Regions from separate parts of the Homo sapiens genome. Here region 1 is linked to region 2. A link is a contact called in ENCODE Hi-C or POLR2A ChIA-PET data. All regions are on one chromosome and are shown on one strand. The core of a region is the stretch at or near the end of the contact, and the rest is flanking DNA. Distances in the headings are between cores, read along the strand shown. Region 1 has its middle 36 kb from the start of TM4SF4. Region 2 has its middle 18 kb from the start of COMMD2.

The links. A loop is a pair of places that touch in the nucleus more often than their neighbours do. ChIA-PET counts read pairs that join two places held with the same protein, here RNA polymerase II (POLR2A). Pooled maps may share reads with other maps.
Region 1: a loop to region 2 is called in a map of Calu3, with 3 times the contacts of the local background. The contact joins two enhancer-like sites. A Hi-C loop is called at or near these places in 5 of 168 maps with a recorded cell type or tissue (Calu3, adrenal gland, heart right ventricle and 2 more) and 1 of 50 pooled maps. POLR2A ChIA-PET finds 5 or more read pairs at or near these places in 2 of 52 experiments (A549 and H1).

The regions. Positions count from the first base shown.
Region 1 is chr3:149,508,068-149,514,025 of GRCh38, reverse strand. No RefSeq gene overlaps it. Among named protein-coding and RNA genes, the nearest start is that of TM4SF4, 36 kb to the right of the region's middle. RefSeq lists a silencer at 1,460-1,559. Within about 2 kb of position 2,750, at least 3 of the 41 ENCODE cell types and tissues checked have a DNase peak (open chromatin) inside an H3K27ac peak, as active enhancers do.
Region 2 is chr3:149,731,785-149,737,789 of GRCh38, reverse strand. No RefSeq gene overlaps it. Among named protein-coding and RNA genes, the nearest start is that of COMMD2, 18 kb to the left of the region's middle. Within about 2 kb of position 1,434, at least 3 of the 41 ENCODE cell types and tissues checked have a DNase peak (open chromatin) inside an H3K27ac peak, as active enhancers do.

The DNA.
Region 1 (5,958 bases), core at 1,501-4,000, 230 kb after region 2:
ATTTTTAGTAGAGATGGCGTTTCACTGTGTTGGCCAGGCTGGTCTCAAACTCCTGACCTCGTGATCCGCCCGCCTTGGACTCCCAAAGTTCTGGGATTATAAGCGTGAGCCCCTGCACCCGGCCCACACTCCTTTTCTTAAAGCACTTCTGAGTCTGATAGCTATAACAGACAGGAGGTTGAGAAACTGATATTTTAACTCTGACTCTAACCTTTATAAATGGCATAACTTCAGCAAGCCAAATTACAAAGCATATTTCTCACTACCCAATCAGAAAAGCTGACACTTCTACCATTAGGATTAGAGTACTCTTTCCAGAAAAAGCCCCCCACCTCCACCAAATATCTTCCCTGGGGAATGATAATGTGATCAATTGGGCTACAAATGGAGAAAACTAATTTGTGGGCTTAGCAGAAGTTAACAGTCATTACTGTCTGCACTCTAGAATGAGAACCAATTTATGGGATTAGCATAGAGCAAAATAAGAGTTTCAGAGTACCAAAATAAGGGTGAAACATTAATTGGGGAAGAGGAGGCCCGGCACATTCCACGTAGCATATTGAGTCCTGGAGAAGGTGAGGTGTGTGAGCACTAGTAAAATGCATGTGTGGGCAGTCTCCTTTACAATTCGCGCTGGGCTTCATTATGACAACAAGTTAAGAAGTTCAGTACTGTGCAGGTATTCATTAATGCCGTGGCCTTAGCCAAGTTTCTTAAAGTCTCAGAACTTAAGTTTCTTTCTTTCTTTTTTTTTTTTTTTTTTGAGATGGAGTTTTGTTCTTGTTGCCCAGGCTGGAGTGCAATGGCCATGATCTTCTCTCACCGCAACCTCCGCCTCCTGGGTTCAAGTGATTCTCCTGCCTCAGCCTCTGGAGTAGCTGGGATTACAGGCATGTACCACCAGGCCCAGCTAATTTTATATTTTTAGTAGAGACAGGGTTTCACCATGTTGGTCAGGCTGGTCTCGAACTCCCGACCTCAGGTGATCCGCCCGCCTCGGTCTCCCAAAGTGATGGGATTACAGGTGTGAGCCACCGTGCCCGGTGGGAACTTCAGTTTCTTTACATGTAAAATTGGCATAATAAAAAAGGGAGGGGTACAATGAGAGAGTGGTGAAGATGAAGAGAAGTGACTTATGTGAAAACCAGTCGTTCATAGATGGTCAATAAATATTCATTCCCTTCTTTGAGCTTTTCCTTCTCTTGGCCCAGGCCATGTCTTTCTCCGCAGCGTTTACCACCATCTAACAGTGAGAGATAACTTACTTTTCGATTGTCCCCCATTAACTTGTCAGCTGCATGAGAGCAGGGATTTTGTTTGCTTTGTACCTAGCACCTTGAGCCATGCCTAACACGGAAACCTTTCCTTTGGACAGTGCAATCTTGGGCTTGTTTGCTGTCACTTCCATGACTTGCATTTATGAGGTTTTTGGAAAATGTTCCTTGATGAGAAAATATTCAAGAAAAATTGGATTATTTAGAAAGATGGGCAAACCTGCTCGCGGAGAAATTATCTGCTTAGTGACCTGTTATCTGCTGCCCTCTAATGGCTGAGCCGAGTCACCATTAGCAGGCGGCAGGTGGCTTTGTCATGGTGTAGTGAGTGACCAGAGCCTGGCTCAGGGGGTGCAGCCGACCAGGGCTGGGAATAGGATGGGGCATTGCTGAAGGGGGAAGGAGAAAGACATGCAGAATACAGACGTGTTTGTTTCCTTCTTTGCACTGACCTATGTGTCCTTTGGTGAGGAGTTCTATGGCTTTTGAGTCAGAATAAAGTTATTAAGTACAAAGAGAAAAAAAAACAAAAAAAACTAAAGTCATTTTCAGAGCAGGGTTCACAGTAGAGTCAATGGCTCACCTGCCTTAGAATTTCCCAAGTTGTTGGTGTAACTGTGAATTTCTCAGACCTCCTGAACCTGAAAGAGACTGAGGTCTGAGACTCTGCATTTGTTCGGTGAGCTTCCATGTGATTCTGGTGCAGTCAAGTTTGACACCTAAGGAGTAATCTCCAATTTTTTTTTTCATCATGGAGCCCCGATGTATGTATGTTTGCTTGTTTATTTTTTAATGTTATAAATTAAATACAAAATGACTGTTCTAGTGTATTGTGTACATTATAAAACATTCACAAAAATGGAAATTTTTAAAGAATAAAAAAATACATTAAAGTTTACATATGAACTTCCCATGCCACATTTTGGATGAGTATAATTTATGATTAAATGTTATGTAACTGATCCTTAGGGTGATTATGATGGCACAACATTCATTTTCCCAAGTTTGTGGCCCCAACATCAATAGGCAGCAGGATTATCTGCAGAGGTTTTATTTCTGCTTCAATAGCATCACGGGAATTCTCTTTCTTCCCCTCTCCCTGTTTTTCTACCTCTCCACAATATTCACATTTGATGCTGGGAAAAGTTGTCATGTTTACTCTCTTTACCAAGCTGATGCTCCTAGTATTGCAATTTCTTGGTAGGAAACTGAGTGTGGACTGGTAAGGGTGTTGGCATCATATAGCCTGCAATGCCCAGGTGCTTAAGCAAACACAAATATACACCCTTGGGACTACTCCAAGACTGAACCAGTTGCAAAATCATCTCCTGTGAAACCCTGCCTAGAAAAAGCTTTCAATGCATAATTAGACTCTAATCTGGCTCTTAATTTTTCTGGGGTCATGGATCTTTAAGAATGCGATGAAATCTTCAGGCTCTCCAAGGCTGGGAAAAAATAATTCATGTGACCGTAGGTACTATTTAAGAGAGTGTAAACACTTCTGCAGTTCTCAAAGTGTGGAATCTGGGCTGGCAGCATTAGCATCATTAAGGAACTTAATAGAAACGTCCAGCAGGGCATGGTGGGGTAGGTCTGTAATCCCAGCATTTAGGAGGCCAGTGTAGGAGGATAGCTTGAGGCCAAGATAGGAGACCAGCCTGGGCAACACAGCAAGGCCCCATCTCTACAAAAAGAAGGAGGCTGGGTGCAGTGGCTCACACCTGTAATCCCAACACTTTGGGAGGCCAAGGCAAGTGGATCACCTGAGGTCAGGAGTTCAAGACCAGCTGGCTAACACGGTGAAACCCTGTTTCTACTAAAAATACAAAAAATTAGCCGGGCGTGGTGGTGTGCACCTGTAATCCCGCTACTCGGGAGGCTGAGGCAGGAGAATCACTTGAACTCATGAGGCGGAGGTTGCAGTGAATGGAGATAGCACCATTGCATTCCAGCTTGGGCAACAAAAGAGAAACTGTCAAAAAAGAAAGAGGAAGAAAGAAAGAAAGAAAAGAAAGAAAGAAAGAGAGAGAGAGAGAAAGAAAGAGAGAGAGGAAGAGAGAAAGAAAGAAAAGAAAGAAGGAAAGGAAGGAAGGAAAGAAAGAAAGAAGGAAAGAAAGAAAGAGGGAGGGAAAAGAAGGAAGGAAGGAAAGAAGAGGAGGGAGGGAAAGAAAGAGAAAGACAGCTAAAGAAAAAGAAAAAGAAAGGAAAAGAAAGAAAAGAAAAGAAAGAAAAAAAAAGAAGCAATACTCGACCCCCAAGCCTACTGAATCAGCAACTCTGGGGTGGGAGCTGGCACTCTGTGTTTAGCAAACCCCCCAGGACTCGAGTTTGAAAACACTCCAGAACAGTTCTCCAACCTGCTTCCTTATTAGAATCACCTGGTGAGTTAAAAATAAAAAGGACTGATGTCTGATGCCTGGCCTCCAAACTCACTTAATTAAATTAATATACCTGGAAGTGGGGCGGGAATGGACACTGGGATTTTTAAAAGCTCTGCAAAGGAGCTAAGCTCTGTAGACCCAGGCTACTTTTCTCTCCTCCTCCTCCTCCTCCTTCTTCTTCTTCCTTTTAGAGACAGGATCTTGTTCTGTTGCTCAGGCTGTAGTACACTGGTGCAGTCATAGCTCACTGCAGCCTCGAACTCCTGGGCTCAAGTGATCCTCCTGCCTCAACCTCCCAAAGTGCTAGGATTACAGGCATGAGCCACTGCGCCTGGCCCCAGGCTACTTATGACAACTCCAAAACCAGAGCATGATAGCACTAAAGAGGAACTTAGCAACAGCCTGACTCAATTGCTCTCATTTACTGAGAAGGAAACTGAGGCCCAAAGAAATGGGGAGGTTTTCCAAGGCTACACCATTGCTGAGTATCACAGTTAGCACCCAGCTCTCCTTCTCTCCCTGCTCCAGGAAAGGCCACACAGGGAAATATTGAAATCAAAGCACTGTGGAAGAAGCCTGGAAAGTTAAGTTATGCAAGTTTAAAAGTAGCCTGGGAGGTTTAGCGGCTGATCATTGACATCAGCCTCCAGGGGATTTTCCCCTTTGGCCCCATCTCATCAGTACTTGCTGCTCCTTTTCATACAGCTTGGTTCCTTGAGCTTCTCCTTGCCTGACCAGTGGAGTGCAGGAGAGCTGTAGTTCCGCCATTGGACGTCTTTGTGTTGACACTTAGGGGGACAGGCAGGACAGCCAGGTGGTGGGGAGCTTGGACTTGAGGTACAGGTGTCCTAGGTTTAATGCCTGTTCTGCCATGACTAGCTCAGTGTCCTTGGCTTGTTGTGCAACCTCTTCAAGCCTCAGTTTCCTCAGCTTTCAAGTAGGGTGATAATAGCACAGCTATCCCTGAAGGACATGTTTGTACCAGAGTGAGAGCTCTTGGTGGGAAGGTGGGCAGGGGAGAAGGGACAGGATCAGCCCATCACAGAAGGCAGAGATCACAGGGAGTTGCCTTTTCTTTTCTTTTAACTCTGAGGATTATAGAAGCCTGTCTCTGCATTCTGGCCTCTTACACACAGACAAAGTAAAACCACTAAATAGAATGACTTGGGAAATAAAAAGCATAGGAATAAGTGCAGGCTGCTATGTGCAGTTCTCTTCATGAGAGGTGCTTTGAGTAATCATATAAAAATACTGATATTGATTATATTTTAGTTGATAGTTTTCCCTAATTCAGGTGAAATGAACAGTAAAAATTATGCCACTAAAAAGAGTAACACTTTGGCCGGGTGCGGTGGCTCACTTCTGTAATCCCAACATTTTGGGAGGCCGAAGCGAGTGGATCACTTGAGGCCAGGAGTTAGAGGCCAGCCTGGCCAACATGGTGAAAACTTCATCTCTACTAAAAATACAAAAATTAGCCGGGTGTGGTGGTGGGCACCTTGTAATCCCAGCCACTCGGGAGGCTGAGGCAGGATAATCACTTGAACCCGGGAGGTGGAGGTTGCAGTGAGCCGAGATCGTGCCACTGCACTCCAGCCTGGGCTACAGAACGAGACTCTGTCTCAAAAACAAAACAAAACAAAACAAACAACCCCAACAAGCAAAAACAAAAAACACTTTTTATTATTTTCAGTTCTATGTAGGAATCCAAGCATTCCTTCCTAGATGATTTTAGAATTGGTGAGATATCTAGCTCAGTGGTGGAGGGAGTGGACTCACCCTCAGTCAGACCATTTATTTGGCTTTGGATCCTGAATTTCCTATTTGCTGTTTATGGGACCCTGGGAAAGTTATTTATTTTTTCTAAGCCTCACTTTACTTTTATGCAAAATGGGGCTTATCGTTGTTTCTATATCATAGGCTTGTGTCAAATAAAAACAAACATGCACTTAGATAAGGAGAAACACTACTCAAAAGGACTATTGCAATAGGGAAAACACTCCAATCTCAGGAATTTGCAAATGTCTCAGAGACAAACAGAAAAAGATTTTCTTTTATTGGGAGAGGTAGGCAGAGCTTAGCAGAAACGGGAAGTTGGGCAAGCAAGGGGGCAGAGACTGACAGGAACAGTTCTCTGGCTAAGCTGATAATGGGGATTTTCATGCCAGCTCAGGCTTTGGGGCAAGCAGAGCTGGGGCCTGACTAAAGTGTGGTCATGACAAAGCAGAGGGTAAGAAACGGGCAACTGTGAACATGTGGTCAATCACTTGGTCAATCACATCACTTACCAAGGTCTGGGGTTA
Region 2 (6,005 bases), core at 185-2,684:
CAGTAGAAAATATTTTGGTGGAAATGTTATGATACTACATTGCCTCTAACTTAAATATGTTCACTTTTAAAACCATCATGACTGTTATATTCAAACTCAAATACTTTTCTTAGAACAAATGAACCTAACTCCACCATTAACGTGGTTAGTTCAGTAAGCTTTATACATTTTGAAAGTAATGTTTGAATTATAAAAGCAGAATAAGCCCATTATTTTTCAGCTTTCAAAAAATTATATAAAGATGAGAAAAAATACTATATGGCACTAAAATGTGTATTTAATGATTTGATCACAGAGTAGTAATGGCTCTTTGTTCTAGATTTTTACAGCTCCTCTCTACCCAGGAACTCCATCTATAACTTAAGTATGCACAACAGCCATGAGTCCAAAAGTTTTGACATACCATAATGGGCGAATATAGAAAAAGTAATTTCATATCCTTAGTGGGTTAAAAGGCAGTATCAATAATACAAATATCTATGTTAATGTGCTCTAAAACTGGGCTTTTACTTGAGTTGTTGCCATTCTAAACCCAAGCAACTTTTGAATAAGATGAACTTTTTATAATTATAATGTAAATTATGTTTGTTATCATTAGAAATATTACCAATTATATGACCACCAGAGTGAGAGACTGTGTTTTTTTATTGTGCTTGAGCCTAAGTTGACATTTTTTAGTTGCAAAGACTACACTTTTCATTTTCTTCTCTTGCAGTTATCATATCCTCTGTTGCAGAAGAGTCTGCCCAGCAGCCAAAAAGGGAAATAACACAAAAAAGATTTGTGCCTTATCTCACCAACCATATGAGGCCTTTTAACTTTTAAAATTTTTTTTACTCTGCTCTGTTACACTAAGCTATAAACTACCCACTTATGCATGGCATTATATTGATAACAAAGCACATTTTGAAATCTTTTCTGGCTTTTTTACATGGTACAGATTCAGTTTTGTTAATAGTAGGTACTTAGAGTGACCCATATTGTGTGTTGAACAAAGGATAAAGTTCTAGTCTCAGAATTTAGAATGCTCTTAGGCTGTTCCATCCTCTAAAATAGTTTAATCCATAAGCTCATTAGGCTGCAGAAAGGAATCTCCTGAGGGAGTTATTCTGAAGAAGGGAAGTTCCTCTGGTCTGGTGTCTACTAGAATTGCTTTTCCTTGAAACTCTGCCTTCTTCTGGAAGGCAGAAATCTAACATGATTCAATGGCTACAGCTGTGGAAGTGTGCAGAGGAAAGGTGAAATCATTATAGAATACTGAGGAATACTTTGACAGAAATTATCCTTACTCTTTTTCCATTGAAGTGGGGTCCCCTGAGGTAACCAGAGGTGTGATGGGAAAAGCAAATCAAGTTATTTTTTACCTGTGTGCCAATGTTGTGATTGTCATAAGTCCAATGAGAAGTGGATGCCTGTGGTTTTGAAGGAATGTGCTTAGTTCACAGAACGAAAAGGCTTCTCAGTTAACTCGAAGACTAAAAGCACACAGATTAAAATTCAGAGAATGAGGAAAAGAAAATCCAGGGAAGTCTGAGTTTCATTGGAGCAAGTATAGATGGTTAGGATATGATTTCCTGGCATGGTCTGAAAACCATATTCTTTCATTCCAAATAAATAAAAAATTCTTACAAAGCTCAAGTGAGTTTAAGTGCTGCACCATAATAAAATGGCTTGATTTGCAGCTGAGACTTGGCACAATTCATAGACTAAAAGAAGAGCTTAAGAAAAGCTACAGGCATTTTTTTTTTTTTTTAGTATTTGGGGGGAAAAATGAGCAAGTCCCCATGTACTTTTCAAAAAGGCAAAAATTATTTATCTCTTGGTATGAGCAATGTAATTAAAACCTTTTTTTTATGTTTAGGCTTTCAAGAATATAATTATTGGGTATTCTTTTCTATGCTTGTTTCATCTACTCTTTGTTTTTACCAAGGGATAAATACTAAATTCCATGCCTTTCTTGGGCCCTTAAAACAATTTATTTTCATGCCAAACCTCTCATTAAGCCTCCTCCCTTTCTTTTTAAAATTTATTTTTTATTGAGATAAAATTCACATAAAATTTACCCTTTCAAAATGTACAATTCAGTGGCTTTAGGATGTTCACAAAATTGTGCAACCATTACCACTATCTGATTACAGAACATTTTTATCATACCCAAAAGAAACCTGTAATTATTAGCAATCACTCTTCATTTTCCCTTCTTCTAGCAACCACTAATCTACTTTCTGTAGATTTGCCTATTCTGGATATTTCATATAAGTGGAATTATATAATATGTGGCCTTTTGTGTCTGGCTTCTTTCACTTAACATAATGTTTTCAAGGTTCATCCATGTTCTAGCATGTATCAGTATTTCATGCACTTTATGACTGAATAATATTCCATTCTATGGATACTCCTTTTCACAGTATTTTAACAAGCCTTATTCTTGGTCTTACTGTGGATTATAATCCATTGCAGTGTATTTTATGTTCATAAAAGAACTAACTGATTTAGTAACATATTTTCTATAATTATGGCTTTTTAGAATTGTCTTCCCAGAATGGTGGCTCACACTTCTAATCCCAGCACTTAGGAAGGCCGAGGCAGGCGGATCACTTGAGGCCAGGAGTTCAAGACCAGCCTGGCCAAATAGTGAAACCCTGTCCCTACTGAAGATACAAAAAATTAGCCGGGCATGGTGGTGGGCGCCTGTAATCCCAGCTACTCAGGAAGCTGAGGCAGGAGAATTGTTTGAACCCAGGAGGCGGAGATTGCAGTGAGCCGAGATCGCGCCATTGCACTCCAGCCTGGGCAGCAAGAGCAAAACTCCATTAAAAAAAAAAAAAAAAAATCTTCCCAGATACAAGTTGGAAGAGTCTGAGAGCAATTTCTTCTTAGCCAGTTATTAGAAGAGTTATTTTCCAGTGGATTGTGTTTTATTTTTAGCCTGATTCAAAAGTTATACCAGCTAGGAAGTTAGATGAACTATCGAAGAGACTTAGCTAAAATCAGCTCTAAAGAAAATTGGACCAGTATTACAGTCAGTCTCCATATCTCAGGTTCCACATCTATGTATTCGATCAACCACAGATCAAAGGTATTCAGAAATACAAAAATAACAATAAGAATAATACAAAAAAATTTAAAATGTAGTATAACAACTATTTACATGTCATTTACATTAGGTATTACAAGTAGTCTAGAAATGACTTCAAGTATAGGGAAGGATGTGCATAGGTTATATGCAAACATGATGCTCCTTGTCTTATGATGGATTTACCTTTCGATATTTTCTGTTTACGATGGGTTTATCCAGATGTAGTCCTGTCATAAAGAGCATATTGAATGCGTGTATCACCATCCTAAAGTCAAAAAATTGCAAGTTGAACAATCAAAAGTTGGGGACTTTCTGTACTACACCATTTTATGTAAGGGACTTGAACATCCACAGATTTTTGTATCCTCAGGAGTCTTAGGACCAATCCCCTGTGGATACCAAGGGACAACTGTATATCCTTTGAAATTTTAACTTAATAGATTTTCTACTAAAGTGAGAGATGTTGTGGGCATTTGGCAGATTTAGAAAAGATAGGAAAGCAACTGAGTATTTATGTCTTCCTATAGTCATCTTGTGTTTTTCAAATTAGAAAGGTAAAAACTATTAAAAATTTCTTTGTCTATAGTGGAATAGAGAAAAGGGCATTTGCTTTTCCATAAGTTCATGCCTCAGAATATTCTAAACAAATTTTGAAATAGCCACATTGGGAGATCTTTAGGACACTGCTCCCCAGATTATGAAGCTGCTTCAGCCACTGCCTTCCAAAGCTTATAAGCTACTGGAGGAAATGGAAAGGTACATAAACATCATCAGTTCAGTTAGAGTGTGTTAGGCAGATGAAGAGCTACAACAAATAAGGAGCTCTGCATTTATAAGAGAGGAGACATTAGTTGTCACTAAGGGCATCAAGAAGGTGCTATTTTTACTGATCATTTTGCTGTTTTGATTATACCCCAATTTACATTGTGAAATATGCTCTTCCCAATTGGCTATAGTTAGATGGGACTGTCAGACATGGGACCATGCTCCCTGCTATCCACACTGAGACTGTAAGTCTCTCCTGGAACTCTGAAACCCTCAGACTTAAAGAGAATGGTTGACACAAATTCATTTTAGTGGCCTGGCCAGATGTTTGATGGCCTGATACATAGCCTCGTGAATCTGCTCCTGTTCCTGTCCTTTATGGACCAGGTCTTAGGTCTGTCCCTTAATTCTGCAGAGTACCTAATGCATTTCCAAAAAAATCATTCTCTGCTTAGGTTACAGTTTTAGGGTCTAACCCTACATGGTGTAGAGTGTAACAATACAATTACATTAATTTTGCAAAATTGCATACTTTATTATACAAAATGGAATTTTTGTAAAACAGCTCCACAAATTGTCATTATCTACAAGTTAGGCTTTTTTTTTTAGGATAAACATACATTGGCTGCAACAAACTCATAGTTAAGATCTCACAGTGTGATTAGGGAGACAAGATTCAAAATATACAACTTTAAAGAGCATTTTTCTTTTAATGTCCTATTATTTGCTTTCTGTACTTTATCATACCTGTAAATTCTTGTCTCTGTAAAACTCAATAATCTGGTGGTTTCACTGTAATTCTTTCAGTATTAATATATTGTGGTCTGCTTGTAGAAATATGATTTTTAAAAAAAGTTGGGCATGAGGGCTCATGCCTGTAATCCCAGTGCTTTGGGAGGCCGAGGCAGGAGGATTGTTTGAGGCCAGGAGTTGGAGACCAGCCTGGGCAACAGTGAGCCCCCATCTCTACAAAAAATCAAAAATTAGCCAGGTGTGGTGGCATGTGCCTGTAGTACCAGCTACTTGGCAGGCTGAGGTGGAGGATCTCTTGAGCCCAGGAGGTTGAGACTGCAGTAAGCAGTGATTGTGCCACTGCATTCCAGCCTGGGTGACAGAGTGAGACCCTGTATCAAAGAAAAAGAAGATAAAATATTAATCATCAAATGAAACAGTGCCTAGAATAGTACCTGGCACAAAGTAGTTAAATTAATGAACAAGCGAATGAGTAAATAAGAGTGATGAGCGGATAGTACGTACAATATACTCTGTGCATGGGCTACTGAGCTCCACAGGAGAACATGAGCAAAACCACACAGATGATCAAGTTTATACATTCGTTGTCATCAATCTCAATTAAACCCTTAACACTGACTGGCTGTCTTACTGTTTCCCTAGTTAGCTGTCTCCCATTTTCAACAGCTATTCCAAAACTTCTCCACTCCTCTTAAACCTCCAATCCACCCGGCACCCCCTCTCATTCTTGGTAGATTGACTCCTCCCTTCTTTACAGAACAAAGAGAGGTGACCAGACAGGAATTGTCTCCCTTCTTCTGACCACCAAATATACAATTCTCCCTGTTCCCTGCACTAATAGTCCTCTTCCTCTTCCCATTCCAGTAGAAGAGGCATTCCTCACATTTCTGGATCCCATTCTTTTCTGACACTTTTGTGACTTTTACTTATTCGTCTTCCTGATATCTTATGTTAGAAAGTAAGCATTTTCAAGTCTATTTCATCTCAATATCTCTTGACCCACATCCCTGTTCAGTTACCATACACCCTCTCTTGTCTCCATTTCAGTAACTCCTTGAAAAAATTTACCTGCCTTCCCAAACCCATCTTGATAACATTTCCAGGAACTTCCGTGTTGCTAAATCTAATGCATACTTTTCAATCCTCATTTTAATATACCTATCTCCATCCTTTGTTTTCTTATTTTCTTTTTTGTCACTCTTCTGTTTTACATGCTACATCTCTAGCACTGCATTATTACTCTTTTTGCAGGACTCTTTTCTATGCTCCTCTTAGTTATAAGTGTTCCCCAGAGCTTTATCCTAAGCCATTTTTCTCCACACATTTTACTAGGTAATTTGGTTTATTCCCTAGGCTTTAATTAACATCAGTTTGCTGATAACTATCAACTATAGATGTTTAGCCCATA